Linked DNA regions of Homo sapiens: regions 1 and 3 are each linked to region 2. A link is a loop called in an ENCODE intact Hi-C map of the cell type or tissue named here. Cell type or tissue: dorsolateral prefrontal cortex. All regions are shown on one strand. Each heading gives the region's core, and the rest is flanking DNA. Links, peaks and the distances in the headings are about the cores only. Region 1 has its middle 100 kb from the start of EXOC2. Region 2 overlaps FOXF2-DT (FOXF2 divergent transcript). Region 3 overlaps EXOC2 (exocyst complex component 2).

Evidence for each region. Peaks named below come from ENCODE experiments on the same cell type or tissue, not always from the same donor. Only the 100,000 strongest peaks of a DNase experiment are listed, where the experiment ranks them.
Region 1: a loop joins it to region 2, with 17 times the contacts of the local background. A loop is called at or near these places in 93 of 110 quality-filtered maps.
Region 3: a loop joins it to region 2, with 3 times the contacts of the local background. A loop is called at or near these places in 6 of 110 quality-filtered maps.

What each region holds. Positions count from the first base shown.
Region 1 is chr6:791,895-802,517 of GRCh38, forward strand. No RefSeq gene overlaps it. Among named protein-coding and RNA genes, the nearest start is that of EXOC2, 100 kb to the left of the region's middle. In dorsolateral prefrontal cortex, for the core only: CTCF peaks have their summits at 5,794 (motif pointing right) and 5,997; no DNase peak of the experiment used is centred there; H3K27me3 peaks cover 359 bases.
Region 2 is chr6:1,376,384-1,387,006 of GRCh38, forward strand. The region is part of intron 1 of FOXF2-DT (FOXF2 divergent transcript); the gene reads right to left. Among named protein-coding and RNA genes, the nearest start is that of FOXF2-DT, 7.8 kb to the right of the region's middle. RefSeq lists enhancers at 1,678-2,191, 7,387-8,166, 8,167-8,946 and silencers at 5,455-5,554, 5,665-5,714. In dorsolateral prefrontal cortex, for the core only: CTCF peaks have their summits at 5,617 (motif pointing left) and 5,821; a DNase peak (open chromatin) is centred at 5,618; H3K4me3 peaks cover 3,185 bases; H3K27ac peaks cover 3,326 bases; H3K27me3 peaks cover 4,000 bases.
Region 3 is chr6:618,614-629,236 of GRCh38, forward strand. It overlaps EXOC2 (exocyst complex component 2), which reads right to left. Exons shown (of 28, transcript NM_018303.6): 5 at 817-930. Among named protein-coding and RNA genes, the nearest start is that of HUS1B, 33 kb to the right of the region's middle. In dorsolateral prefrontal cortex, for the core only: a CTCF peak has its summit at 6,471 (motif pointing right); no DNase peak of the experiment used is centred there; H3K4me3 peaks cover 551 bases.

The DNA.
Region 1 (10,623 bases), core at 4,194-8,193, 580 kb before region 2:
GCCTATGTGCGTCTTCATGCATTTTTCATTGACTTTCCTGTCCTTAACGTAGCCTTAAAGCAGGCCCTCACAGGCCAGAGGGTGGCTCTTCTGGGTCCTCACGATGTCAGGAGGACACCTGCATTGTCTCACTTACTCTTCTCAACACCCTGAGTGTGTATACTATTTAGCAGAGTGCAAGCATTTGACAGACAACAGTCTAAGGGGAGCATTCCTTCAACATTAAAAACGACTCCTGCTCACCCACAACAGGTTTTGCGGTCATGGGTGTGTTATACCCTCTGATTAGGGTTGTGTGCTATGGATTTGAAACCACTTTACGCTAGCGATCTGGGCTACTGCTTATAATTTCACCACTGCACGATGCAACGTTGCTGCAATAGACAGGCCGGGGTGAGCCAGAACTGGCACGATTGTGTGCAATTGAGAAGGCGACTGTCTCATCTGTAAAATGGGACAATGACATCTTGCTTATTGTAAAAATTAGAGTTATTGTATGAAAAGCAGCCTCTCTAGCAGAGAGGCTGGTCTAAATTGCTGCCAAGACCTGGTAGCTGTTGCTACAATGCACAGAGGAATACAAAGTCGGCATAAAAAGATGTAGATTGTGTGTGTGGCGGAAATCCGCAGGTGAGCTATCAACACCCTGGTCCAGAAAGTCTTGGCCTAATTCTTCACAAGACTGCACTATATTCCGCTGACTCCATTTTCTGCTCAAGGTCTTCCATTGAATTGGACCTACTGATGAGACCTGCTTTTCCTTCGGGTTTTGCACTATTTCCTTGACAACTACACGATTGCCAAAAATATGGTCATGCAGCTCTTCCCGACCCTTGTCGTGCTTTGTCATTCTCCGGTTCAGGCGGGTGCATTGATCTGCTTTCGCTGAGGGCTGACGTGGAAGTTTCAGCTCATTTCAGTTCCTCTCAGCAAATTGGTAGTGACAGAAAGGCTGAGGGTTACCATGGAAATGGTCACAGCCTCACTCAAAACCACCAGAAATACTGTAGTATTTGAAACAGTGTGGATTTCACCAACAGGCTTTGGAGAGAAGACACATTCTGAAAGCTCTTGACAGAGGCTTGGTCATGGTACAATGAGGAGACAGTAATTTGTTTTCATTTCGGGAAGGAAGTGCGGCGTTCCTGAACAATGTGCCCACTTACGATATTTTATTTTCTTGGAAAGAAAAATAAGTTACGAGGAAAATCTGTCTGTTTTCATCCATTGCAGCACATTATCTCTTTATTTCTTAACCAAGACAAGAAAAGAAATCACGGTAACAATCCAAAATAATTATGATCCCAAACGTATTTATATTTGGCTTTTTGGGATTTGTTTCTGTACGTACATTTTAATATGTGCCTGAAGTTCTGTCTGAAATTTCACTTCTCACCAAATAAAGAAGGCTCACCAGGAAGCCGGGGAAGAACAGGAGAAGCTGAGAAGCCGTCGGACTCCTCCATCCTGCCTCCTTCCAAAGGCTCCCAGCCCCAGGCCAGCGCCTCAGCAGGCATCTCCTTCCAGACCCAAACCAAGCACAAGTGCCTGACCCCACGCTCTGCTCTCGCAAATGTCCCAACTCTGCTTCAGAGGAGAAATGGAAGAATAAACAGACTGTGAGATGCAGACAAAGAACTAATGTAAACCAAGGCAACGCTGTGCATAGAAACGCAAAAGCAAGATTCGCTCCAGGAGTTTCATGCCACAGGATGGTCGACGGCTGGAAACAGGGGTTTTATTTTCCCACCACCACATCCCGATCGGAGCATCCCTGCGGGGCGTTTTAGTCCTCCGCACAGGCTTAAGGAGCGCCAGCACGTGTGTAATAAATGACATTCAATTTCAACTCCGCTGTTAAAATGGCACCAATGGCAACTGATGTAATTTCTTTCTCACTTATTTTTTTTTTTTTGTATTTCATTTGTAAGTTTTACCACTTAAAAATGAGGCATTTGTAGATCATAGAATCTAGGAGTTAATACGAAGTTTGAAAGCCTTTTATGGGTAACATTTACTTAAATATTTTGCCCATTACTCATATTCCATTTTTTGTTCATGTATTAGTTTATTTAATAGAAAGAGTTTATTCAATGTTTACCTCCCATAGTTTACTTTAGAATATCTCTGGACCCTTACATCTGGTCATATGCTGCTTATTTTCTTTAAAAATGGTATTTCTAAATTATTTTGTGACTTTTAACAAAACTGAAATGAATAAATTGCATCAGTTTTTGCATATATGTGCACATCAATTCATATAGTTAGAGGATTATTTATTATATGTGTAGGACGCATGTAGCATGAATTTGTGAGGTGCATTCATGACCTGGAGTGTGTAAACAGAATGTAATGATAAGGTTCTGGGTTTATATGCCCCAATAACTGGACTTTTTCACAAATTAGTAGCAGATTTGATTAGATGCCCACTGAATGCAGGCAGTTGCCAAATGGTTTTTGGGATGGTGGCTTTATTTGTGTTCCTCTATGATAACCCTCCTTTCTTTGGGAAACTGTGTACAATTGGGGGTGGGTGATCCACTGGACAGGCACGGGGTTGGGGGCGGTGCTGAGATGACCCTGCAAGTCCAGCGAGTCTCAAAGTGGGTAGATCCGATTTTAGGAGATGATGGTTTAATCTGCCTGAGGATGACATCTTCACGGGAGCCTCTGCACCAGCCTCAAGGAGTTTTCTTTTTCAAAGGTCCTTTCCTTCACATGTTATTTATCTGTTAAGGGGACAGCAGGGAGGAGAAGTCTCTGAGCCCTGCATTGGACCTATTGCCTGAAGTATTGTCAGTCCCCAATCCTCTGGTGCCATAGAGAGGAAAGAGTAAGATAATGAAACTTTGAGGTTCGAACTTTGCATTTTGTAGTAAAAAATAGGTTTCTTAATATATGTGATTGTAATGGCATACAAGGCTTTTAAATTCATGTGCATATAAGATAAATTTTAAATATTCTTAGAGGGTTTTCATGAAATATCACCTTCACATATTTCATCAGTTCAGTACAAAATGCAAAAATGTCTATTGTATAAAACGGGAGATTTAATCACGACCACGTTAGGAATCTCCCCAGTTACCCCTGGGAACACAGCCCCCCAGAGTGGAGACATGCTTAGACTGCCATCTGTTTCAGCATCCCTGTTTCAATGCTCCTAGTGATGGATTCCTGTCCAAGACATAGAAGCAGGTAACAAATCTAGACTGATAATAAATGGAAGCTGCAACCATAAAACCCCAGTGCAGATACAAGAGACTCTCACTGCGTCTGGCAGTGCCTCATTACCTTGTCAGTGTCAGGATGTGGCTCCAGATTTCCTGCTGCAATGAAATTATATTGGGGCTATCGCTGGAGCACACGGCTGGCCAGCCGCAGGAGGGTGGGGGCTTGAAGGGGGGCACATGCTGCCAGATGTTCCGCCGGAGTCTGTCTCTTTTAAACTTGCTTCACCAAAAACTCTCCCCTACCGATTTCTAACATCCCTACTGCTTTAAGGAAATGCACTTGGAAACTGCTCTTAATTTGGCTGTGTTTGTTGCCAACAGTCTTTTGTCTTGTCTTCCTAACCTCTGCATAGGGGAGCTGATGAGCAGAAGGATCCGATTTCAGCCAAACATGTGTTTCACCGTATTGAAATGTGTGCTGCTTAATAGAGTAAACACCAATATATCTGAGGGCCAGGAGACTGAATTAACTGATTAGTATCAAAGAGTGCTGGGGCCGTAAACGGTAATTGGCCACTTTCTGAGAAAAGGTAGAACTCCTTTAAGACAAGGTCTTCCATTCTCATTAGCCCCTTACAACTAGAAACTATCATTTAGCCTCACCAGGCCAAGAGAGTAAATGATTCTCCAATTTTGTATTCCTTTTCTTTGGATAGGAAAAATGGGTTGAGCTAACTGCTTACAAATTGTAAAAAACAAGTAAGAAATGCTTATGACACATTTTGCCTATGTTTTATGTTTCTCTTTGACTTTTCAACGAGGTAAAAGTAGGATCCAATATCAGAAGGAGAAAGGTCACCTACAATTAAGTGAATGTTTAAAAAAATACAAAAAATGAGGGAAGCTAATAGTCTACATAGGTTTGAAATATATGAGAAATTAAAGCTGTTTTATTTAAGAAGCAAAGCTTGGATTAATCTTCCAGGTAATGATAAAGAAGAGGGACTCTTACTCAGAATTTTTTTTAAATATTAAGATGTGTGAATCTGTACATTCTGCAGAGGTACCTGCAATCGTGAGTATTGAAACATACTAAATATGGGAGTAATAATCCATATAGGTCCTCCTTCATTTCAGTTTTCCATAGACCACATGAGTTCTGATAATCCTGAAAACGATTTGCTCTCTTCTCCAATGCTGAATGAAGACTACCTCATCCCTTCCTTCTTGCTTCTAACAGCAGATCAGATCTCCAGGTTCGAAGTTCCTAGATGTGCTTTCTGATCCTGGTTATTCTTTGTCAGCCTTCAAAGCCAAAGCCTTACTGACGTGCAGATCCAAGGAAAAGTTTCTTTCCTCATTGTGTGTTGCCTATGTTTATAACCACATACACACATAAACATGTAAACTCTGCATTTCAGAAAGCAATGATTTGTTATCCATATCTTATCTATACATTTCTGCTTTGACATTTTATTAAAAACATAAAAATGAGTACGGTAACCCAATTTGAATCCTTTAACTCAAAAAGTTTATTTATGTATACATAAACTGATTAAACACTTTTTTTTTTTGCCTTAGGAGGTACATGAATATGTTTTAAAATCTCCATAAAATAGCACAAGGTGCTCTGTGTAAACTTACCCAGAACATACAAATAATTGTAAAATAACTGAAGGGCTAATAAAATAAACTCATGTATCTGCTGTAAATGTTATTTCTTCTTCTTTTTTCTTTTTTTAACCAGGAAATAAATTAACAGTAATGTGTGTTAAATCAAACATTCGCTTTTGAAGAGTTCTCAAAGTTTCTGCAAGATAAAAACCATTTCTGGTGACAATGGTTTTAAAAAACAGTTAAATCTCTACGGATAATTTTAAGCATAGATTTTTTAAAGCACTAGTTCTAGGATTATGGAATCTTATTAACAAAGCAGAAATAATTTTAATGTTTATAAAACTGGAAGCACTAATCTGTTGTATTATGAAGGGCATAGAAAACTATTTATGAATTTATTTTCTTTTTCTGTCTCCTCTATTTTAAATTAAAATAGGAAATTTAAGATTAGGAAAAACTAGTAAATATCAAAGTTTCAATTTTAAACCCACTTTAAAATTGAGAAATACTCAAAGAGCAATAGATATGTTAAATAATTGTACTAAAAATAATTTTCACAAGCCTCTAAGCCTCAGAGGGACTTTATTGTTATTTATACATGTTTTGTATTTTTATATTTCTTTTTTCTCTTAGTAGCCTTCACACATTGTTTTAATAAAATCTTCATCTCATGCATTTTATTCTTCTAAACAGTAATAAAACAGCTTTCAGATTTTATGGTTTTGTTAGGATTGAGATGAAATGCTATCAGATTAAGCATTTTCCTTGTGAAAAATGGAAAGTGTTAAGTAAGTAGCACTTTGGACAGGGTTTTAACAACAGCTTTAGGAACAGCCTGCAGCTTTATAATTTCTAGGAAAAGAACAGGATACATACACATAGCAACCAACTTTAATTACATTTTATACCCATTAATAGTCACGTGCTCTATTCATTATTTTAAAATTTAAGATAGGAAAAGCATTTCAAGGAACTGATTTTGAAAGCACACTATTACATCCTGCCAGCAGGGGTCACAAAAGCATACACAATGGCTGTGGAACAGTTCATTTCTTTTCAGAGAGCACCTTCCAGTACAGCCAAACGTTTATCCGCTCCCGAGGACAACATTACAACCACATCTTCAAAACTGGGAAACATGAAGTTTGAACTCACTGAAAAGTCAGCTAGATTACTGAAAAATAAAAAAGAATATAGATTTGAATAAATGCTTGTTTTAGGTCTTTAAAAAATGACTTGGATCAGTTACAAAGGCCACATATATTGTATGTTCCCATTTATACAAAATGTCCTGAAGAGGCAAGTCGATGGGGATGGGGGTAGTGGGTGCCCAGGGCTGGGGGCTAGGTGGAAAGGAGGTTTGAATGGAGGTGATGGCTGAGGGGCTTAGGGCTTCTTTTGGGTAATAAATATTCTGAAATTGATTGTGGTGATGGATGCACGACTCTGTCAATATACTAAAAGTCACTGAATTGAACGCTTTAAGTGAATTGCGTATTATAAAAACGACATCTCACTAGAACTGTTTCAACAATGGCTTCACACATACGGCACTTTAGAAATCTGTATGTGGAAATCTCCAGGTTTATCTGCCTATGAGTGTTGATGGGTTTGGGGATCATAAATTACAATATGTCTTAATGATTTACGTTTTTGTCAATGACTTCACTTCAAATAAAGATAGATTAATTTACCCCAAACAGTTTATTGGGAGCTCTGGAAGGGACAGCAGTCAACCAGGAGAAGATCCTTGGAAAAGGACGGCCCTCAGAAGGTGTGGAGCTCCAGGCTCCGAGCCCGACTCCGCCAGGGGCCTGCAAGCTGCCGCTGGGCAGGTGCTTAACCTTTCTCCATTCATTTTTCCTGTTTGTAAAATGTGGGGCTGAGCTTTCTCCCTAAGGTGCTGTTTTAGATCTACAAATTCCATTGACTCTTCTCAGGCTGTTTGCTTATTTGTGACTTACTGGAAACCTAGGAGCCTTCCAGTTCATTTCCAGCAAGCTCTGTACATTTACATGTTATCTGAGTGAGGATGGAGAAACAATTTTCTTGTCTAACTTTTGCTAAGCTTGCTTTGGAAGCAGATGTTTGAACCTTTTGCTAAATTACTTGAATTTGGAAGTCTGAATAAAACATTACTTACATTTTAAGGTTTTAATAAAATTAGTTTTTTATTAAAAAGACCTAATTAAACTTATAAGAATTTCCCAAATTGGAACTTTATATGTAATAAATGATCTAGCAAGCAGTCAGATTCATATATATTTAATAAATACATAGCTTAACTGTGCCCCTTTACTTTTTAAACCAGCATTTTTAAATTTAGAAAAGTAGTGATATGTATTTTTCAGACATAGGAACATTTTTAGAGAAACGTGTTTTGAATTAGAGAGAGAAAAATTCCAAATTGATTAACTTTCTACTCTTTTACCTCTCCCTTTATGAAGAAAGATTTTTTTGTGGTTCACATTTGAATTCTCTCATTTCGCTGGATCTTTAATACAGCCAAAAATTGTAACATACTAAGACATTTGTTTTCTTTTCCTCTTCAAGATAAATACTTTAAAGACATCAAAACAAAAAGTCATCTGTCTGGTTCTCCCAAATCTTGTACAATCCCACAATACTCTCTAGCCCTCACAGCATGCTGGTAGGTGAAATTTGTCTTGACGTTTTTTACTTTGCTAGTTTTAACTCAGCTCCGTGAAGCATTGATCTTTTCTTTTCGCTGTCTTATTGCTTACTATGGGTATCCAAAAATGCGAAAAGAGGGTTGAAAACCCCCGAAAGTGTCACAGTAGAAAACGTGCAAGAGCATTGGGGAAACAGTCTTCCTTGCTCACGTGTTTGCATGTGTGTTGGTTTGCTTTTCTTTAATTCATAGAGTCTGACTGCAGCGGTCATGTCTGCCCATCTCTCTTGAGGCTTATTTCTCTGATGTTAAACATTTCAGCTCCTTGAATGTGTGGGGCATCCTCTATTTGTAGGTAGAATCCTGGAACTGGGGAAGTAATTTGAGGCTATCTGGTCATCTTCCCACCTAATAAGACAAGTGCTTTTATCATGCTGATTCTGCATGGAGGACATGGTCTCATTTTCCCAGGAACTAAAGGCTGCTATACTGCTTTTGAGTGGCGAACTCGTTTCATGTTGTCACAGCTTGATGTCTCTTACAACACAGGGTTGCCTCTCTAGTTGTCCAGGGCCACCCATCCGGAGCTCAGGCCATTTAACTCCCTTAACAAGTGGTTCACATCTCAAGAGCCAGGGTGTGTTGGCTTAGGCTGGAAGGGAAGGTCACCACCCAGCACTCGTTCCCTGTCCAGGCTACAAACTGCTCATCTGTCTCATCTAGAGACCAAGCACCCACATTTGTGGGCTCATGGAGAGCAGTGTCTCTGGAGACGGGAAGTCCGGTGTCATAGATCAGGAGGCATCATCTCCAGAGCTATACAGTGAAGGCATTTTAGTACAAAGAACAGGGCCACAGGAGGCTGCTTCCTTTAATAATAAGGCCAGCAGGATGGCATGTTAAACATATCCTGTTACTTTAGGGTTCCAAGCATATCTGCGTTAGGCACTTGCTGCCTGGGATTCCAGGATACATTTGTCAGGAAAAAGTAATCAAAATTCACTCTTTGAGCAGTGAAAAGCTTATGATGCTCTATGGGTTAAGAATTGAGAATATGCTTAGATTTGAGTTCTAACCTCTGATTCCTAATCGTTCATACAGGAAAGAGACTTGGAATTCTGTCATCATGATGAAGAGGTGGCAAAATAGAAACTTGAAGTTGTGTCTGATTCGTTGGATAGGTGTTTGTATAAAGCTCATCTTTGATATGAAGTAGGCTGAGTGGCAATTGCTGGTTGCATCCTTTTGTCTTTTTTTTTTTTTTTTTTTTTTTTTTGAGATGGAGTCTCGCTCTTGTTGTCCAGGCTGGAGTGCAATGGTGTGATCTTGGCTTACCGCAGCCTCCACCTCCTGGGTTCAAGGGATTCTCCTGCCTCAGCCTCCCGAGTAGCTGGGATTACAGGAGCTCACCACTAAGCCTGGCTAATTTTTGTATTTTTAGTAGAGATGGGGTTTCACCATGTTGGCCAGGCTGGTCTCGAACTCCTGAGCTCAGGTGATCTGCCCACCTCGGCCTCCCAAAGTGCTGGAATTACAGGCAGGAGTCACCGTGCCTGGCCGCATCCTTTCATCTTCTTATTCTGCCTTCCAGGTTTTGTGAAGTGAGTGGAGCCTAAACCATGGAAGGAATGAGTTGATGAGTGAATGAGTGAATGAAAGAAAATGTAGACCGTACACAGGCAGATCAATGTGTGCAGACACACGTACACACATACACATTCTACCTCCCGTCACGCCCGGGTGGTGAGAGTTAGGGGAACATGCTTGTCTTGAGCCTGAAGTAGACAAAGAAGCTCCATCCGTGGAGCCTAATTGAAAAGGGGATTTAGGAAAAACGAAGTCACTGAGGCACTGGGGCAAGTCAGCTGACCTCTTTAGGCATCAGCCTGAGGTGTCCTCGTTGGCAGAAACAGAATCTATGCTCAGAGACAGCAAAAAGAATAGACACACTGACATTTTGCAGCCAGGATTAGGGGAACCATTCAGAAGCAGAAATAGTTTAACTATGAATAAGTTCATGAAATAGAACTACAGAAATAATTTTTTCTCACAGGATGTTATGCAGTATGTTTATGTTACAAATTGTAAAACAATTGTGATTTTCAACACTGTCTAATCTTTCATAAGATTCCTCTCACAGTGGCATTCAGCCAGGGCGGTATTATCTGTTTTCTATTTTATTTTTCAATTCTTTGTGCCACAACTTGCCCTAATGTAACTTGGAAGTTGACATACATACAATACCTGTAGGTGTGATTTTTTTTTTAAGGAAGAAAATTGAATTTTTTGGAGCTGCCAGGTGTCTGGTTTCGAACCAGCCGGTCTGGTATTTAGCTTTTTTACTATAAAACAACTTGAGACAATTGTGCATATACTGATGCCAAATATGTTCTAATTCAGCACTCTTCACCACTGCATATGACCTGGATAAATCTCTCATCCCCTAGGTCCAGTCGACGTCCTCAGGTAACGCCCCGGGTACCAAAACTGAGCTCTCCTGGGTCACACTGGGTGTAACCTGAATTCAAATTCTCACCACCTTCCCCACCAGGAAACAGGAAGCCCTGAGAAAGAGAAATATATTCTCTTTCTAAAATTGTGATTCACTAGAGAACATTTTCATTTTTGTAGTATATGGCAAGAGTGTTTTGTGGTAAAGAGTGAATGATAGCTTAATTTTTTTTAAAAGTTTCCATAAATCAAGTCTTTTTTCTTTTGCCAGAAATTTAAAGTGTTTTCTTTAATTTAAAAACATATTAATGCTCTTTTTAGTATTTTCTTGTAAATGTGAAATGTCTGCCAGTGCCTAGTTAAATTAAATATGCATGTACTCATTTACACAGCAGTTCTGCTCCTGGGCTCCTATACCAAAGAAATCACACCTACCTCCATCAGAAACAGGTGTGAGGCTTTTTTTCTGGTGACATTGTTTGAGGAGGTAGGGAGTGGGGACTCAGACATCCGTTCCTGGGTGAGGGGACGGGTAACATGCAGGGAGCGCATGGGCAGTTAGAGGTAATCCGCAAGCTGCAGGCATTGCAGTGTGGACAGCAGGAAGGCACGGTGCTGAGTTTGAAAGGCAGAAATGGAGTGTGTAACACAGTACCATTTACATAAACTAAAAATACATCAGCATGGCTGGGTGCGGTGGCTCACGCCTATAATCCCAGCACTTTGGAAGGCCGAGGTGGGTGGATCATGAGG
Region 2 (10,623 bases), core at 4,093-8,092:
TTCTGGTGTTAGCAAATAAAAACAAAATGAAACAAACAAAAAGAATAAATTTATTCTCCAGTCATGCTTACCTACTCTATACAGCTATATTCTTTCCCTTTTTATTAAATTCCTATTGCCATAAAATGCTTAACTCAACTGCATATTTTTTGTAACTGATTTACAAATGGAAAGGTTTCCTGTCTTGGATCTCTTCTGAGAGCCCTCCAACTGCAGAAAAGTTTTCCATAGGTAGAAACCACAAAACAAAAGAAGTTTATTAAATTCCTTTTTAGCCGAGCTCAGTAAGGCAGATTCCCTCAGGCCAATGCCAACATACGCCCTTCCACCTACACCAAGCATCTTACCAGAGATGGGTGATGGATGCATAAACCTTCTTTCCAGATGGAAAATTCTCCTAAAGAGAATCTGCCACTCCTTGCCTCTTTCGCTTGTCCCTTTCTCTGCCACCAGCACAGACTGTCATTCTGTCCCCTCACTCAGACAGGCACGGCTACCCACAGGTTCTACAGAGTCCCCTGCCTCCCTCAGCCTCCATCCCCAAATCCTGTCTGCCCAACTGGCCTGCTTAGCTTTCCACACCCATTTTGTTCCAAAACATGGGTTTCTGGAGGTTTTGTTTATATTTTCGGGTCCCCAAACAGCCTTCCCTTTCAAGGGAGAAAAAAAACTTTAGGAGCCCCCCTCCCCTTCTGCTGAATGAAAAGCTGACATATGGTAACCGCTCACAGCTTCTCAGGTGCTTGACATATTTTATAATAGGTCTAGAGACTTGAAGACTAAATAGGTGAATATCTGGCTCATCAAGCAAGTCAGTCTTTTTTATTTTTTTATTTATATTTATTTATTTGTTTATTTTTCGAGACGGAGTCTCTCTCTGTTGCCCAGGCTGGAGTGCAGTGGTGGCATCTCGGATCACCACAACCTCCGCCTCCCGGATTCAAGCGATTCTCCTGCCTCAGCCTCACGAGTAGCTGGGATTACAGGCGCGCGCCACCATGCTGGCTAATTTTTGTGTTTTTAGTAGAGACGGGGTTTCACTGTGTTGCCAGGCTGCTCTCGAACCCCTGACCTCGTGATCCGCCCGCCTCGGCCTCCCAAAGTGCCGGGATTACAGGCGTGAGCCACCGCGCCCGACGGGTCTGTCTTTTTTAAAGCCAAAAACTAGTCACCGCTGCAACACTGTTAGGATGCTGCTGCTGAAGGCCCCACCGGCATTCTCCCTCGCTAACGAAGAACCAACAAGGACCAAACGAAGGGGACATTTGCTTCTCCCAAAAATAGATTACCCATCCAACTGAGAAAATTAAAGGTTGACTCTAGTCTGTGTCCATGTTGATAGGGAAAGTTACTGCGGTACTAAGGTACCGTAGAAGAGACGGCCTAGTTGGACGTAAAAACACTTTGGCCACCAGCCTGGAGGTAAAACCCAAGCTACAAAAGCCAGTAATTAAAAGAAGAGTGAAAATGATCTGAGATAAAAGCTATTTTGTGCGGATCGTTTTAAGAGTTAAGAGTTTATGTGAATGGTTTATTTAAATGGCTATAAAACTGCAAAGGTGTTTATATATGTAAAATATGCATATTGGAGGAAGTCGGCCGGCAGCTTCACCCTCCTGCGGGAAAATGCAAAGTCCATCACCAATAGTCGGTCTACCGCAGAGAAGTCTGCAAATCCCAGGGGCCTGGAACTCTAAAAAGGCCATTCAAGCCTCAGGTGGACTCCACGTTTCTCCATTTCCCTGCCCTTCCGCTTTTCTTTCCTTAACAAGCTTCTTATAACATTTGCGTTTGATGAGGTTCAAGAGGTCACTTCCCCTCCCTCTCCGCCCTCCTCGCTCGGCGGAGCGGCCGCGTCCGGACCCCTTTCTGAAGGCCGTCCAAGCCCGCGGTGCCCGGCGGCGGCTGCGCTGCCTGAGGTTTCGCGCCTCGCGCCCGGCGGCCGCCGCTGCCGGGGCCGGTCTCGCCCACGGTGAGGTCAGCCTGCCCTTCCCTGCCCTGTGCCGCCTCGCGAGTCCTGGAGAGGCCCGCGCCGGCCTCGAAGCAAAAGACGACCGCCGAAACGCGACCGTTTACCGCCTGCTTTTTCCAAGCAAAATTTGGAGACAAGTCCCACCCGGGGAAGAACCTGGCTAAGGGTCGGACATGGAAGAGAAGACGCTAAAACAGAAATTGCCTCCCTGCTTTCCACCTGCAGCTTCTAGACGCCGCCCTCGGTGCCACCCCTCGCGGAAGGCGTTCTCCCACACCGGGGTCGCCACTGCGCCCAGCTGCAGAAAGCACTCCGCACCCCCAGCAATTCGGGGCATGGAGCCGGCGGGGGTGGCGCGGCCGGGGCCTGGAGAAGCAGCGCTGAGTCCGACACCGCCCACCAGGCCCCTCTTGGAGAACTAGACAGGCGACAGCACTCAGGACCCCGGCTGCGGCCGGCGCCGCGGCAGCCACGCGCTCCAGCCCGCGTGCACCTGCTTCGCTCCGCCGCGCTCCCGGCTTAAGCCGGCGGCTCCGGGGTCCTGCCCCGACTTTTCGTACTTTCTCCCTGCTCCGTGCCTAACTCAATTCTTAACCAAATCCTGAAAGCACAGGAGTTTGGTTGGGGCTGGGACAGGCGCAGGGACCCAATTCTCCCCAAGCTCTGCGGGCCACGGCCGAAACCACCCCGGGGAAAGCCGTAGGGGCGCGCCGGCCCACGCGGGACCGAGTTCAGAGGACTCTGCACCGTCAGTTTCAGGGCCGACGTTTATAGAGCGCTTCCCACGTGCCGCACGCGGTTCTAAGAGCTTGGCTTGTATTAATTCGTTTAATCCTCCCAGCAACACTGTTAGGCATTATAATGATCCCAATCGTAGAAGTCAAAAAACCGAGGTGCAGAAACAAAGTAACTTGTTCCAGATCACGTAGGTGGTAAGTGCAGGGTATTCTGGAGCAGGAGGGAGGGTGGAAAGCACAGAAAAAAAAAAATGAACTGGGAAAAGCGTTGACGTGCTTAGTATTTCATACTGCAGGTTCCACTTTCAGAGCCAGGCTGCGAGCCTACAGGGTAGAGTAGGGGTGCCGGGCCCCCTGGTGTCCTGGCGTACTCGGGGGGAAGACAGTCGCCGGCCGCCGGGCTCCTGCCACGCTGTGGCGCGCGTGGAAGGTGAGGGTCCTCCGCTGTCCCGCCGCCTCCCACAGGGCGGCCCAGAGCCTGCATCTTTTGCAAAGGGAACATAGGATGGAGAGAAAGAAAGTCCCGCCTGAAATAAGCAAACGCGGTGGCGGCTTTGCGGTCGGCCACGTCCGCTAGGAACCCGCGAGGCGCCCTTGCGAGCTGCGCAGTCGAGTTTTCTTTCCACTGCACTTTCACGTTCTGCCGGATGGGATTTCGGGGGCAGAAGACTCCTCGAATGCAGACCGGCTGTCTGTGGCTGGACCCCCAGTGCTGCAAAGGAATCTGATATACCTGGAGGAACCAACCTCGAGGTCCAACCAAGGGAAACATCCCCTCTCCTTCTCCCTCTCCCAGAGCTCCCTCTTTGCAGTGGAGCCCTAGAGAACCAACCCACAGCCCGAAAACACCCGGAGACCAGGGACCCCGGTCCTCATAGGCAGGCTCACACTTGTAGACAATGGACCCATATTTTCCTCATTAAAGACAAACCCAAATCCGCCTATGAGAGATTACCCAGGGAATGAGAGATCCCAAGTACCGTGAAACTTAGAGGGTGCCTTAAAACTAAAGTGTTTTTATTGGATTGAACCAAAAATAACTATAAATGTGTGTATGTCAGAATGTTAATACCTTTTTATAACCGTTATTTCACCTTTATAATAACTGTGGGAGGGGGCATCATTTTTTCTTACTTTTGTTTTCCTGATCCCCATTTTACCATAAAACAGAAACAAGCCCAGAAACATTATTAAGTGACTTAAGGTAATCAGGAGCAGGTGCACTTCTCAGACTGTAAACGAGGGCAATGTGACCACCGCATCGCCACTCATCTGTGCAGGGTGGCGTTGGGGGTGAGGGAAATGCTAAGAGCACAACATGGATTGTTGGGGGGCAAAAACAACAAATAAATCAATAAACAACTATTTGTGAAATATGTGTACGGAGTCCTCGGGGCAGGGGGCTGGATATAAAGCCAAACTTATCTCCCATGCTCCGTGGTCCACTCCCCATGACTCCTTCACCTCTCCAGCCTAGTCTGAAATTCTCCCTCAGGCACTTTCAGATGATATGAAAAATTCTTCCACAGCTAGCCACTGTCAGGAAAAAAATGATTTGGAAACTGTTGTACGGTGCACATGGACAATGCATACCTGCAGATATTTTCAAAGGACACGTGCTCTTGTGATACATTATGTTGTCGGGCATATATGGAAGGCATCCTGGGATTAACTCTGGTGACTGAAGGAAACAGCACTCCTTTTCACCGTTTACAGCCACTGCGTGTACCCGGCCTGCAGTGAGAGTGGGGGAGGGAACATTTGCCAGCCTTTCTGGAGATCCAGCAGCCAGAAGAAAGCCAAGAAACTCAGAGCTGTAAGTCACCTGGGGAAATGGAGAGTTCTGTTTGTAAAATACACATCCACAACAATGTCTCAGCCCTATTTTGAAATTCCTCATGGGAAGGTGTGCGTGCATATGCCAAAATGTAATCTTAGGTATGAGAGCTAGAACCGGAGATGTGGAGAGGAGTTACAAAGTGCGCTTTTAAAACATGATGTCTAGATTTCCTCTAAAATATTTCAGCAAGAAATGAAAACAGAAAGATGAATGAAGCAAGTGTGGCAAAACCTTGGTAACTGTTACATGTAGGTGATGGGCGTATGAGAGCGTATACTCGCTCCACGTTGGTATACTATGAAACTTTTTTCGTAATAACAAATATAAAAAGATCCTGCAGCCCCGGCTGAGACGCCCCGATCCACCTGGTGCCTCCCCTTTGTATCAAGCCGGCCCCACAACGACCCCTCAAGCTCCTTCCTGTCTTGCAGACTTCTACCAGGACGAGTTTAGACAGCTGCAAGGGTGTTCTTAAGAAGCTAAAAGAAATGAAAAATCACAATTTTTAAAAATCGCTGTCTTTCTGTCCCTGTAGCCACCGAAAGACGAGGTACTTCCTCAGGGACAGAATGCTGACGCCGCGCAGAGTCGGCCGAATCCAGCTTCTCCAAGGGCGGGCGGGTGGGATGATTTGTTGATTTGCTTGTTTTCCACCAAACCGCAGGGCACCTCCAGGAGCTCCGGGACAACTTACAAATGAAGACACAGAGCCCCCGTCCCTTGCTTCAGAGAACCAAATAACGGAACTGAATGATCGTTTCTTCAGCAAAGCCTAAAGACGCTTGCGTCCCGCGGAGAGGTGCCCACGCGCGACTCGGCTGCCCCCTCTTCTTGCGGGTCCGGGTAGGGTAGGGCGGGAACGCGGGACGTGCCCTAAGCGGGCCAGCCGAGCGCGAGACAGGCGATGCTGCAGAAGCCTGCCCGCCTGCGGGTCACACACCGGCCGGCCTCGGCTGCAGGGGTTGCGGGGCCACGGGTCGCGGGGCGCCGGGAGCCGCGAGCAGGTGACGGCCGCGCCGGGCAGCCCCGCGGGCCGCGATTCCCGAGAGCCTGGCGCCACCCCGCGGAAGCCGGAGGAACTGCGGCTTCTTCCCGCTCCCGCGCGGAGGGGAGAGGGAGGCGCAGCGCGGAGGGGAGAGGGAGGCGCAGCGCGGAGGGGAGAGGGAGGCGCAGCGCGGAGGGGAGAGGGAGGCGCAGCCCGCACCGCGCAATCCCGGGGCTCTGGCGGGAGGGAAGGTGACTTGCGTGGGACGACTCCAAGAGGCCAGGCCCGGCCTTCGCAGTTCACCCACGAGGATACCGCGACCAAGCCACCAAAGCACTCTCTGGCCAGGCCGAGACCCCTTTTCCCCCGGGCCCCAAGAGAAAAAAGCACTTTCTCCTAAAACACGAACTCCCCGCGGAGGGGCCCGGGGCTGCCTGGCACGGGGCAGGGTGTGCGGCTGCCGTGCGGGCGCGGGCCAGAGTCACGTGGAGGCAGGCGGAGAGGGCGAGGGGGCCCCCGTAAATCATCCTGAGGGATTTTTGGCCCAAGTCCCTGTTTCCGAAAGGTTGCGGGACGGCTTTGACGTTGATTATGTAGCTGTTCTCTTTTCAAGTGCGCGCCCCTCCCCACCGCAGCCCGTCTGGTGTGCGAGGATTGTGTTTGAAAGGGAGGAAGCATCCTTGAAGTGGTGGGTGATGGATTGTCTAAACCCTTCTGGGACGTTCTGGGTGGGGGTTTTCGAGGCAGCTCATCAATAAAGACCCCCCTGGAGAGAAGGGGCGGCTGGAGACCAGCCCCCGCCGCGCAGCCCCGAGGCCCCAGGCCTGGAACACAGTCCTCGGTGTGGGGCACAGGGCGTGAGGGGAGGATGAGCTCCCCCTGAGCAGATGGAGATTTCTCCTTGCCTGGGCCGTTTGACCCCCAAAGCCTTGCAGACTGGCCGCGTGGGTGCCATGGGGCGATTTCTTGGGAAAGGAGGGCAGCAGAAAGGCCCGTGGGCTCTCAGCGCCTTGGAGTCAGGGGAGCAGGAAGGGGAGTGGAGGTGCGGACACGCCTCCAGCCACCGTGCTCCCCTAGGAGGATCTCCCTTCAGCCCCTGTAGAACCCTGCATCTCAACCACCCTCGTGCATGTGGTTTACCTTGGCATAGATTTCCAAGCCGCTACAGAAAACCTGTCCACCTCCCCCAAGGTGGAGGCGGGAGTTGGGAGGCAGGGGTGCTGGAAAGGGTCACCTGGCTCAAGCCGACCCCAGGTCTGACGGGCGGAGAGCCTCGAGGGCCACGCCCCAGGCCAGTGGTGTCCTCTGAGGCCGCAAAGCCGACTGGCTTCTGGAGGAGCAGCAGCCTCGGCCTCAGCCTCGGCTGGGAAAAGACGCAGTCGGGGCCCTCCGTGCTCCAAACTTGAACTACTCTGGGTCCCCACGAGGAGGAGGCTGCCCTGGGGTCAGAAACTCCGACGGAAATGAAGGGGAGGGGGCGTAGGTTCCCTGGCACAGCTCGGCCTGGAGAGGCAGCCTGGGGGCCCAAACTCATCTAGGGCGCGCCCGGAGCTTCCCCGGCCTCTCTTGGCCCATCGCGAACGAGCTCCCCTCCCCGACTGGGTCGGCCTCGGGCGCCTTTCGCCTTCGCAGGCCGCCGGGGTTCCGCGGAGGGCTTGTGTCCCTCCCTCCCGCCGCCGCAGCCCGCCCGAAGGTCAGGCCGCATCCGGGGCCCGGGGCCTTTGGCCAGGCTGCGGGGAGGGGTGGGGTTGGGGGGCTCCCCAAAGCAGCTTCTCGGAGGCGGCGTCGGGGCGCCCTGAGGTCCCTAGTCGGCCTCTGGGCGCCGAGCACGTTTTATTTATCCCCACAGAGGATGCTGGAGGACAAAAGAAATATTTGGACGTCAGAGCTGATTTATATTTTTGGAAGAGCTACGTTTCCTTTTCTGAAGAGAAGCGAGCGCGCCCCATATCCTGAGCTCGGCGGGGAGGACGAGAGGGGAGTTTTGATGCGCCAGGAAGTTCATCTATCGCCCAGGCGCTCAGGACCCGGCGCCCCGCCGAGTTCGCCGCCCTCGGAAATATTTATTTATTTGGGGGAAGGGAGGGCAGCGGGGAGGAGACCAGCCAGACGGGAGAAGAAAGCCCTGCCCGGGCTGGGTTGGGACCTCCAGGGCGCTTCCCCGCGCGGCCGCAGCCGGCCAGCCTCTGGTCTCGGTTGGAGGGCATCGCAGGCGCGGCCTGGCGACCTCCGGGCGCCTTTGGCTGGTGTCTTCCGTAGCCCTCGGCGCGCACCCTCCCGCGTGCAGTGCCCGGAGTGACCTCTTCAGGCCCCGCGGGCGCCTCCTGGGTGGGCCCCGCGGCCCCTCCAACCCTGCCCAGCGTGTGTGCGCGGCCTAGCCATCTTTCTCCCCAGCCTGGGAAGGCGGGCGGGAGGAGGGGATCCGAGGCCGGGGGCCGCGGAGCAAAAGGCACGCGGACCCCTAAACGACCCCCGAGCGTTGCCACAGCCGGGAGGGCGGAGGGAAGGTGTGCAGAGCTCGGGGGTCTCCCAGGACGCAGCTTGGCTCCTACCGGTTTCCAAGGCATCTGCAAGCTCTGTCCTGCGACCTAAAGCATGGGGACGTCCCTTCCAGCAGCATCAGTGGGCGAAAAGTTAACATGCTGAGGGCCACCGGCACCCACACTTGCTTCCAGGAATACTTGCGGTACAGGCTTCCTGACTTATTTTCTTTAGCCGCTGGGTGCCCCCCCTTCTTCCCCCGTTGGGAGACGCAGACCGACTCTGTTCCAACCTAAGCCCCTTCTCTCTGCCTTTTGGACAAAGCGGGCCGCCTCTGCTCTCCACTCACTCCCCGCAACCCCGCAACTCGCCACCCCTAAACGCAGCGGGCTGTAGGCGAAGTCGAAGAGGTGCTCCGCCTGGTACCGCGGCCTGCGCACTGGGATCGGGGCCTGCAGGCCGCTGGGCTGGCTCCTGGGATCATCCCAAGGTTTTGGTCTCGCAACCGAGGGGACCCGCGCCCGGCAATTTGGGAAGTGCGGAAATGGGGTGAGGCCGGTCTTCGCTTGAGGGTCTCGTAGATTGGACCCCTTTTTCCCCCTTCAAGCACCCTCAGACCTGGCCAGTGGGTCATCGAGTCGTGCCCACCGCCCAGGCCAGGAGATCTGGGGCTACTGGGAGATCTCTCATGAAGGTGGCTATAAAAAGAGCCCTGACCGGGACACAAGCCTTTGGAGAGCGGAAGACTCTATCCAAATAAACACTGGGAACTGGGTGGCTGGTGTTCAGGCCCGGAGGTCTGGGGGTTTCTGGACCTAGGAAGGAGAGCAGACTCCAGGAGAGGTGTGAAATTCCCACTCCCGGCCACCTTGCTCTCTCCAACCCCCGCCTCCGCGCGTCCTCCTATTGCTGTTCCCGTCCGCATCTTCTGCTGTTATGTGAAGTTTCTAAAGAGGCCTCTGCAGCGTGCAGGCTGGTGCTCTTCCAGCATTTCCTCAATCACGCTGACACCCCCAGGCCCCAGCACTGAGTTCTCGCCGTCCACATTTAGAAAGGCCTCGCAGGAGTTCGAGAATCCTCTACACGACTTAACTTTGCGCCTAAATACAGAGCGAAAACAGGGGTCAGTCTCATTTTGAATTGGGAAGAGGCTTCCCTCCTCCCGGGCCCAGGCGGAAGGCAGGGAGGGGTGCGTCTTAGATGGCCGCAAACAGTGCGGTGCGGATGCGTCTCTCCTGTCGGTGACTGGTTTAGTCTAAGCCATTTCATGTGAAACCCACGAAGCAGAGGAAGCATGCTAAGAACACAGAATTTAAACCGCAATAATGAGGAGATTTCCTAGAATAAAACGCCGATTACAGAACAAAATCGGAGAAACCCAAGCTTGTTGAAGTTTACATTCCCTTGCGCTGGGGCAGGGGTGGGACCTAAAGGGTTGGAGGGGAAAGGAACCCGCAGCCCAGACGGGACAGTCAACCAAAGCGGGATGGAGAGAGGACCCATCGCGGCGGAGGCTGCATAGTTTTGGTTAACCAAGGACTGCCTGGGCTGATCTAGACTCATTTATATGAACCATACCTTCCCTTCCCGTAAGAAAAAAAATGTCAAGATTCATGTTATTTATAGGGAGTGAAAGTGAGTGAAGAGCTCACCCCCATAAGAAGGAACCCCAGTAGGGGGGTGGGGGAGCCATCCTAAGCAAGGCTCTGTTTCAGAGACAAACACAGCTTTCCTTTTAAACCCTGTCTGCTAACCAGAAATTAAGGTATTCCTCCCAGGGATACAGAAATTGACATAATTTGCTATCACATACATTCTTACTCAAGAGATTTGTATATATCAGTGATTAAAACAAAGCTCAGAGAGGCTTTGCTGTAATGCAGTGGAAGGAACACTGACTTTGGAGTTCCAGGCCCAGGCTGCTGGCCAGCTTTGTCACTTGCCCCAGCGTGACTTGTAGCCAGTCACCCAGTCTCTGAGCCTTAGTTTCCTCACCTCAAAAGGAGGATGATGATACCTGGGCCACTTGGTGGGTGACAAGATGGTACCTGCGAGGTCTGTAACAAACAGATGCAGGGTTTAGTCACTGTAGACGTGGTGGTGGTCTATGCCATGAGAATAGTTTCCAGAAGCAGAAGTGGGGTATCCAAGAAAGAGTTTTGGAGAGGAGCCTTCCTGCTGATATAACTTAAGAAGGCCCCCAAGCTGCTTATCTTTCTGGAGTTCAGGGTCTACAGGGGCAGTATGCAGACCCCTACAGAGAGGGAAGGCTTCCAGTCAGCTGACCGCCTCCTGGCCCTAACTGCTCTCCAATGTCCACTGCCTTCCCACGACCTGGCCGGCCCTCATAACACTCACCACACTCTAAGTGGGATTTCTTGCAAGTTTAGAGTTTAGGTAAAATGGATACTGCTGTTGCTTGGATGGAGAAAGGAGCCTTTTAAAAAAATCCCTCATAATTTAACCAGCTGAATTGGTAGAAGCTAAAAGAATCTGGGGTTTTTTGCTTGTTTCCTTGTTTGTTTTAATGAGTACCTGTGGACTTCCTAAAATCTCAGGCAAGTTGGAAGTATTTTTCTGGAAACTGGCTCCATAGCTTCCATCGTAT
Region 3 (10,623 bases), core at 3,986-7,985, 760 kb before region 2:
ATCAGGTTAAATTTACCCTATGTATTAAAATGCCAACCTTTCCTCATCTTGGACATTTGCTTTAAAAAGCAATCAGGTTAAATTTATCCTGTGTATTAAAATGCCAACTTTTCCTGATGTTTTCTAGTAATGCTTTTCACCCTAATAAATGAATGAAACATTTATATTAAGGTATATTTTAACACACTAATTTATCAATAATTTAAGTTTTAAGCAATAAACCATTGATTTATCCAAACATTTTTTGCTGAATATAATTATTTTAAATCAATCTTGCAAATAAGCTACAAACTTGCTCTTGTACAGAGTAAAATGTAATTAGAAGACAGAAGGGAACCTTCAAATTGGATATATGACCTTGTCTACTTTTTTGCTAATTTTAAGCCAGGTCCTTACATGATGATAAACCAACTCATCTTCCTTTGCCCTATGGTCAGAGAAGGCAGTGTGTTCCATGTTTTACCCCAGAACTTAAAATTTTTATGTTATTTGAGTAGGGAGAGATCACATTCATACATGTCAGTTTAAGTCCCCAGCTAAGGCTCCATAAATTTTTAATAACCTGCATCAATAATGAAATATATTGAACATAAAATGACAGTAGGAAATGAGAGACCTCTAAAGAATCATCCCATTGCACAAACAGGGAAACAGACACCCTGAGATGTTCACGGGTAAACGCAAAGTCAAAGAGCTCGCAGACCTAAAACCATGTAACTGTATGCAGAGCCAGACCTAAAACTCGAGTTACCGTGTAATTCCATCTTTAGCATCTGAGTGAAACCCTTCACAGTTGACAGTCCCATATCCACTAACCTGGTGTTTGAGTGATTCTCTATAAGATACCAGGCTGCTGAGAAATTCTCACTTGTAAAATCAGCACTCATTCCATGGAATAGCATTTCTAAGTCCTTCTGCGAAAATTTACTTCTGAGGGGAAAAAACGTTTAAAATATATTTCAATGGTTATTATGACAAAAATGGAAAAGGTATCACTAAGTATCCAGTATAACACATATGAATACTAACCATTACAACAATACATATTAATCATACATTACCCAGAACATGTTTGTATATATGTACAAAATATATTTCCCACATCATGGCTGATTTTTCTATCACTTAAACTTTGATTTTATATAGAAAAGATAGGAAACTAGTTGAAATACAGAAATTACATCAATAAAAGAATATAAGGTTTAAAGAGGATTAAGACATCTGGCTGAGTTGACAGTTTTATTAAACCTATCAAAATATGACATCAATCCCCATTCAATGTATAAAAATCAAAATTTGAATACAGTGAAATTCTAAAATATTAAATCACTTTGTTAAAATGATTTTTGTTAAAACCTAGATGAAAGTTGTTTTAAGACATACTAAGAAATCATCAAAGTACTAATAAAACCACATCTAATCACAAAGCACTCACATTTGCGTCCATGTCTAGAATGACTTTAAGAAAAGCTTGTGATAACAACAGGGTATATACATAATCTGCTGCTCCCTCATCTTGCCTACATGTTTAAGACTGACTTCTGGATCAATTCATTTATATATTCGTTCGACTATTAATCAAGTATCGACAATAGATCAGGTTCCATGCTGGGATGCCAGATGTACCCACCGAGGCTCACAACGTGGCAGCCTTTGCTGGCGCCCCCTGCCCCATTTGCAGGATGAAATCCAAGCATGTCTATGAACTGAATCTGCTTGTCCCTCAGGGCTCATTTCTGCCACTCTAGGCATGAAACCTGACGCTTCGGCAGCCTCAAAGGGACTATACTGTCTCGCATGTTGGTCTCCACCATCTTGGGGTTTACTTTGTTCGTCTGATTTGCCGCCCCCTCTAAGATGTGTCCCCTACCCCAAAACACTGGACAAGCCCAACTCATAAGGTATAAACCAGACACAGATCATTTGATAGGGTAGTATCTCTTTAACAGTTACGCAGTGGGGAAAACACTCCTACCCCAAAAGAATTTTAATGTGGGTAGGTCCGATGACTTTGGTATTCTCTGGGAGAGTCTTGCTGTCTCCTCATTACAAACACAGCCTCAATTCAGAAATTAGGCAGCTTAGTTCGTGATCCACACTCCAACTTCACCCAAAGGTAACATTTTTTTCTTCCCTCTTCCCAGCCAAGGTCAATAGTTAATAGGCTGCTTACTCGTTTGGGGGAAAAATGGCAGCTCTCTCGTAGAGGTTAAGGGTGGGATGGACAGAGAGACAAGAATGGAATGTCCTTCGGGGCCTGTGCCTGGTACTGCCATAGGTGGTCTGTGCTCTCTGCCTGCCAGGTATTCGAACCTACTTGAGTCTTGGGGGCATTTTCACGGGTTCCCTAAAGGGCTCTGGAGGACTCCTCCAGCCATGACTCATGGATGCATCTGCTTCCTATTGCCACTCCTCAGCCTCCAGTGGTCTCAGTCTTACCGCAGACACTCCCTGCTGGAGCCCCTCCACGTTCAGGTGACCAGTGCCCATAGGCACAACTTCCAATGGCCTGGAGCCCACTCTCTCTAGCAAGGTGCTTGCACACCTGGACATGGAGAACACCCCTAAAATGCAGCCACCTCTACTGTCCATGCAGGCTCTGTGTCTCACAGCTGCAGGGAACACTGTCACCTGGAGGTCCCACTCACCAGGCCTCAGTGAAGACGGTCACATGCTCTGCATCCTCCCACTTCATGGCCTACCCCAGCTCTCCCCACAGATATCTCTGCACAAACCCTCCTTGCCTCTCTACACATCCTCTCCCTCTGTGGTCCCTAGAAGAACAGGGAATGTGAGCTGCAAAACCAGATCTCGAGGAGTTCCTCTATCAACCCTGCACAGCGAGACGCCACTCACTCCAAAGTCTAATGCCTACTGCGTGAGCATCTCAGCCAGGACAGGGCGTCCCATTCACATTCGGTAACACTGTCCTTCTTCACTATGTTCCTTTTTTGACTGGGTGGGGGATGCCTTGCTTAGAATGATGATAACAGAAAAGAAGACAGATGAGATTTTGGGAGGTGGCACCACTTCCACCGAGACTGAGTCGATCGTGCATCTTTTCTCACTAGCTTCACGAGTTAAAAGATTTATAGTCTGAATCCTCCCGATACATGCATGTGGCATTCATTACTTGCTGGTCCTTTTCACCGGTCAGCAGTCTCTGGGAGGGAGGTGGAGAACTTTGAGTTTTTAGAAGTTTATTTTGGTTTGGATTCTTCATGCTGGTTCTCATACTTTACTTAGTAAGAAAATCCTTTCACCTTTGGAAGTTTTTCTCACTTTATTTATCTGCACCCCATGCCTCCAAGTTAGAGCTTTGGGGGAATATAGAGACTGAGTGGAGGCTTAGGCTAAGCTGTGACATGCTGAACCCCGGCTAAGTGACCCAGAAGTGCCTCCTTCTGCAGTCCTGCTCTAACCGGCAGGCAGCATCTGCCTGGAGCACTGTGTGAGGGATCACGGGCTTTGTCTCAACTCAGCTAGAAAGAATGACATGACCAATTAGTAAGGCGTGTCATCGCGGGCAGAAGTCATGGTGGCTGCAGACCATGTTTCTGTCGACCTTCCTTCTAGACACGGCCATTCAATGTGGTGTCTCACACTTCACTTGGTCAGAGAGTTAAATGGTCTGAACAGAATCAAAATGCGCTACTGGTATCAACTAAGTTCCTACTAACAACAGTCTTCACACCTGATTTAAGTACAAGACATCCTCATCCAGCAGGGATCAAGTCCAAGTAACCTAAGGACACAGCTGAGAAAAAAGAAACGAAAGAAGGCTGAGAAGTCAAACAGCTTCTGTGCCCCTCCCCCACGCCCATGGTGCTGCGCTGTGCCTCGGTGTTTCTCTGCCCATAATCGAACAGGGAATGAACGGCAGTTGCTAGCGTTAAGAGCTGATGATGTGAAGAAAGGATCTGTGACACAATGGTAGCAAGTAACGCAAGAAAGTATAAAATGCAGACACAAAACTCAAAAATACAGCAGCTGCATGCCCTGGAGAAACGGCTAAGAACACACAGTCCCCATGGGTCTGGCAGCTACGTCATACTCCACGTGTTTAGCCAAAATAAAAAATGTTTTAAAAAACAGAATGTACACAGCACATACAGAAAAGGCTCTGTCCTAAACAGTTACAATGCTTAAATTGGTGGTACTGATGGTACTGAACAATGTAAACCAGCAGCTCAGAGCTTTCCATTCTGTACTCCATTTTTAAAATTCCCCTGATACTTAAACTCTGGTAACATCTCACTTACAATGCATTACTAAATTGTTATTTTTACAAATCTAAACTGCTCTCAGTTATATCATAACATAAAGGCCTGATGTCTAGTGGAGGGCTCCAGGAGAGGGACTGTTAAGATTTTAAGAAACTCTCCTACCCCCAGGAGTCCCTCCCTCCCTCATCCTCAGAAGGAGCAGGGATGGGTCTAGCCAGTCCCTAGCAGTGGGGCCCCTGGCCAGAAAGCAGTGGGTCTGGTGAGGTCCCCACTGGCCCTGCACTCCCAGCTCTTCAGCCATGAACATCCCGTGCACCACAGGCCGCTGGGAGGACACGGGTGGCAGAGCCTGAGACTTGGCTTCTGCATTGGAGTGAGCAGGGAGGCCCAAGCCCCTGGAGCTGGATTCTGAGATTCGAGCCCCACCCACCCGCCAGCACCCCTACCCGGATGCGTCGTTCCTTCAGGCCCCTGAACTGGGCCAGGTACAATTTGAAAAGCACTACATCTCTTGGTCAAAATACCACCTCCCCTAAGACGGAGCTGATTATTCTGAGAGTTCTTACTGAAGACATTAAAACTCTTTCACTGATCTTAATTGGAAGACATGTATTGAGACTTATAGCAGAAATCAGCCTTACAAGAACAAGACAGACATTATTTTCAAGATGGTGAAATTCTAACACAGATGTCAAATAATCTTCCCCAAATCACACCATTAAGGCCAGGACTAACCTTGCCCGGACACACAGAGCCTGTTTCTAGTGGACACTGTTGGCTATGACCCACCAATCACCCTGGACCCTCTCTGCTGAAACACAGCCCCCCAATTGCCCCTTAACTGGGGAGAGATCAACCACCATAAGCCAACCGCGCTTGTCATATTCCCCCTGCTCTTGATTGGATAAACTTGTTTTTGAACAGTGATGTCGGAGGAAGGTCTGTTGGAGCACATCTGGGAAAGGTCTCCATACTTTCAAGAAGGGAAACCAAGAAGAGACACCATCTTTCTGCCTGAGAACATCATTATGTCCAGTTTCAACCACAATTGCTAAGGAAATGTGTTTTATGCTAAGGGCAACAGAACAGCCAGCAAACCCAGGCTCCTCACATCTTGGTGACATGACTGACTCAACCAACCTTTGGAGTCTGCCATCAATGAATATTGTATATTATGAAAAAGTAGATTTTATTTTTGTTTAAATCAATCTTAATTGCAGGTGAAGGCATCCTGATTCCATATTCTATTGCAAAATATATGCCTAAATATACTGATCTTTTATGCAAACACCTCAAAAATGTGAAATAAATGAGTTAGAAAAAACAAAAAATGAATACCAATGCCAGAGTCCATGAAGCTCCATGGGTAACACAGCTGCAAAAGTACAGGTGGCTCATCTCAGTATTCCCAACGGGAAGCAGCAGTAATAAGCAGTGGCTAAGAGCACAGGCTCTGGGTTCAATCTCGATGTTTGCTCAATCCACCTGTATAATCTCGAGAAGTTATTCCATTATGAATGGATCACCATACCTTCCTCTTAGGAATGTTTTGAAGATCAGAGTAGATAATGCTTGTGGAAGCCTAGCAGTTTCTGACACATGATAAATGCTCAAAAATGTTATTTGCTATTATTTTTATTATTTATACTTATTTATATCTTACAGACTAATTTCCTAAGTATTATTTGATTCCCATGACAATAACTGAGTTAAATATTTCCATGTTCCAGATGAGGAAATGGCCTCTGAGAGGTTATATGTAAACAGTCGAGATTTGAACCTGGTACTTCTACTGTCAAACAGAGAACCAGAGGGTTTTAGGTGGGAAATACGATCACAACTACAAATCCGTAAAGATGACAATGCAGGAGAGTGCGAAAGGGGAGCTGCTTTCAAATGAAGAGAATTGCTAATGCCCTTAATAACAGTAACAGGAAAGGAAGAGGTAGTATATCAACACAGCTAATGAAGCACGGAGTAAAAACTCTTACGTTTGTTCAGAATAACTGGATTTCGGATTCTACATTTCCAAGTGAAGTCCCGGCTCAGACACATCAGAAAAAGCAACATACGCTCTGAGTACTTCAAACCAAGCCTGCATTTTAAATCCACTAGCACAGAGTTAGGACTGAAAGTGACAGAGACCCTACTGTGTAAACTCACGAAATGTTTTCATCGAGGAATCGAAACACACAGTTTCAGTCACGGACAATTCCTGCCACCCTGAACAGATATGTTTTCCATTAGATGGCAGTGTAAGGTCAGATTTAAACCTTCTAAAAAACAGCTAGCCCCAAGCCAGGAGAAGACACAGGCCTGTGGACTGAGCGAAGAGACACAAACAGGCACGTTCTTCACACTTCAGCACTTGCTTTCCAGTATGAGGACTCTCTGCAGCAATGACCCATGCAGCATGCAAATCAATGGGCCTCCTTCTGAGACAGCCCCAGCCACCCCACACACAGTGAGGCCTGGCTGCAGCGGTGTTATTCCGCGCTTGCGGCAAAGAGAACACACTTTCTTGATTTGGCGGATGGAAGACGGAGGGGGGAGGCCAACAGTGAAAGTGGGCATTGCTAGTTCTTTGTGTGCATGCTACACATATCTCTCGTAGCTTTCAATTTTTACCAACATTGTTTACACTCTGTTGTATTACGTATTATAAGTTTGTTTCCGTTCTTTTTTTTTTTTTTTTTTTTTTGTCTGACCCAGTTTCTGGACTTGAAGGCGTTCTCATTGCCCATCTATTTTTACACAAGTTCTAAAGGTAAAGTCACCTAAGGCTCTTTTCTTCTGCACTCATATTAAGAATTAATTTGCCGTCAGTTTTCCTCTTTTAAAATACAGTCTTCTAAATGTGGTGGGAAAATTGAAATTGGTCTTTTCTTTCTGTTTGAAGCCAGGCCGATTCGAAGAAAATCAGGTTTGCATCGCCCATAACACCCATGTAGAAATAAAACAGACACTAGTGGTGCAACAACTGACTCTTCTAGACAGCCATTCCCAGGTAATAAGTCACAAAAACAGTTGAGATCATATAAAAACAGTACAAAGCTCCTGATTTCTGCCCCTGCGCCCATATACAGACCGTCTCCTACACATTACCCATAAATACCCTCTTGTTAGGCAATTGAGTATTGATTTCAAGAAACAAAGCCTAGCAAAGGTTCTTACTTAACATGAACCTGTTTTTACCTTCCTTTTTGGTTTAAATAGTTTGTCAGCATTACAACTGAAGTCATGCAAAGACCACATATATTTGTGACAACTGCCATCGTAAAGCAGAAATATAGACTTTTTACAAGCAAATCCTAGTCTCAATTCAAAGTGAAGTTATTTTTTCTGAGCAATTAGTAACATTTTTATAAGTATCATGACACTCTGTGTGCAAAAACATCAGTTAAAAATTTAGGAATATGAAGGGTCTTAACAGTCAAAGACAGCCAACAAATGCCACGTTGTTAAACTTGCAGGCTGAAAGAAAAAAGCATGCAGCCTGGGTCCACCGGTAAAATATTTATTAAACTCTGACTCACCCCAAAGAGCCACAAGGCAACCGTACTGTGTTACTCTCACTGGCTTTGCCATCTTCAGCTGAACCGGACACCACACGCAGGGCCCCTCACGTTCCCAGTGTGCACGCTAGACCGTCAGCTGTCGAGAATTTATCACCACAAACTGACTTCTCTCCTGAAGGCTGCCTCCCCACTGCAATCTGATAACTCACTAGGACCACAGCACTCACAAATTCTTCAAACCTTTTTTTTTTTGAGACAGACTCTCACTCTGTCACCCAGGTTGAAGTGCAGTGACCCGACCTCTGCTCACTGCAACTTCCACCTCCTGAGTTCAAGTGATTCTCCTGCCTCAGCCTCCCAAGTAGCTGAGATTACATGCGCCTGCCACCACGCCCAGCTAATTTTTTGTATTTTTAGTAGAGACGGGGTTTCACCACGTTGGCCAGGCTGGTCTCAAACTCCTGACCTCAAGTGATCCGCCCGCCTCGGCCTCTCAAAGTGCTGGGATTACAGGCGTGAGCCACCACGCCCGGCCGCAAACTTTTTTAAGTATGTTTCCACAAACAAATAATACTAAAACCCTATTATTCCTTCAATACTGACATTTTCAAAAAGTAGGTGCTCTCTAGGTTTTTAATTATTTTTTTAAAAGCCCCAAATGACATTAATAAACAGAACTAAAAGACAGTAGGGATCCTGACCTGAGTACAATACCATCCTCTACCAAAGCCTTCATCTGAAAAATAGTAAGTAAATCAGCAAAATAAAACCCACATCAACATTCTACAGTCTGCCTTTCCTTCCTTTTATCTTTCTCTAAAACAAGATTTATCTAACAGAGGTCAAAGAATTCAGTAAGATAAACACAGCTTTCTTGACAGTATCCAAAAAAAAAAAAAAAAAAAAAGAAGCCTGGAAAAGCATTTTTCTGGCCAAAAGCATTATCTTCTCTTGGTTTCTACACCTATTCTTACTTTCATCTTTCATTTTCTTGCTTCCTGGAATCTCTACATCTAGCCTCTCTTTCTTTTGAAAGTCTTTTGCCAAACACTTTCAGACGGACAGAAGGATGACTGGATGTCTGTTCACGGCCTAAAGGGCCCTCCCCGTGTTCCCTGATGCTACAGGATCCGCGCCTTTCTCTGATCATTGGCTATTCTGAGTCTCTATTAGAAAGACAGAGCTGGCTTGTGGAGGGCTAATGGCGATGCCAGGGATTCCTGTCCACAGAAATGCACATCAGGTGAGGATACCACTGGCTCCTCCGAGACGGAGTGACGGTCTTGCATCTTTCGGCATTTCTCATTGCGTATGTCTCCCCTCTGGACTTTCCTTTGGGCTGGATTTAACATCTTATTGGTTCTTTCCTTAATTATGAGTTAAATAAAAGCTCTGACATCTATTTATTTTATATTTGTATAAGAATCATGATTTTCCCTTTTTCAAAAATTATCCTTTAATATTTTACTTTATCCCATGGCTGAGCAAATATTTCTGAAACTTAAGTAACAATCTGTACAGTAACATCAAAATCTGTTAATTTTATTCCCACTGAAGTACTTATTGGATAAATGTACATAATGTTATTTTAAAATTTTAAAACACTTTAGTACCCTGGAATCTTAAGTCATTAAACAAAAACTTTTCCTATGTGGCAGAACAATGAATAGTATATATCCAAGAAGAGCAAAGAATCCTGTAAGGATGAACACTTGTGAGGCACTTGCTATGCTCCAAGTTGTTTACCTCCTCACTTCCTGATTCCTCGCATCGACCCTAAGGAACAGGTACTGCATTGTACACCTGAGGAAACTGAGGCAAAAGGAATCTAAGTAACTTACTCAATGTCATATTGCTAGTAAGTGGCACAGCCCAAGTTCAAATTGAGAGAGTTTTGCCCCACACAAAATCAAACTACCTCTCAGAGAAGAAAAGAACATTTTAAGAAAGCTAAGTACTTTCAGTGCCATTATTCTTCACTGCCATTACCAATCTCATCAAATAATTAACCTGACACTTATTAGGAACACTGCTGTTAGACGCAGTTCAGGCCAAACCACACTGTGGGCAGCAGCAACAGGAATAATAAAGAGATTCAAAGGCTGAGAAGGTGTGGGGAGGTAGAGAGAACAGGGGTGGGGGTAAACACCAAAACAGAAGTTGAAGAAATCACGTTTATGATAGTAAACGTCTGAATGAACCCTAACTGATAATTTTGTCCAAGTCTCATACTAAATATATTTTGTATATCTCCATATTCCTTTTGCCCATGTATAAAACTGGCTCTTGGTTATGAAGAGCAGCTCAGAGGGCCTCCTGCTCCACACTTCTCAGGCAGGTTGGAAAGAGACTGGCTTTCCAGAGCCTTGAAGCACCCATAAGGGGCTTACTATCAACTGCAAGTCTATTCATGCTTAAAACTGTGCTCAAATAAATACCCAACTGTTACCATTATTTTCTAAACCTTCTCAATCTTTGAACTCTTAATTTTGGAGGCACTGGAATCCTTAAACGGCTCTAGAATGACCCATACTGCAAAAATGTTTCAAAGATGTTACCTAGAACAGTCAAAGCTCACGTGAAGCTGCTAAGCCCCAGACTTTTTCAACACGTGCTACTTTCCCAAGACAAACATGCTACTTCCCCTCAGCCAGGGGCAAACCCCAGCAGGTGAAAATGAAACTAATGATCTTCAAGAGTAGGCTTGAAGATTATATATAGAGAGATTATTGGAGAATTTTCCCCATTCCTAGAAAACCCTAAACTAAAACCATGGTTAAAGTATTAACAGTGCTAATTTGTCACTTTTGGTAAGAGTTTACAGAGCAATACTCAGTATACAATTCCATAAGCAGAAGCACTAAGGCCAGAAGATAAAT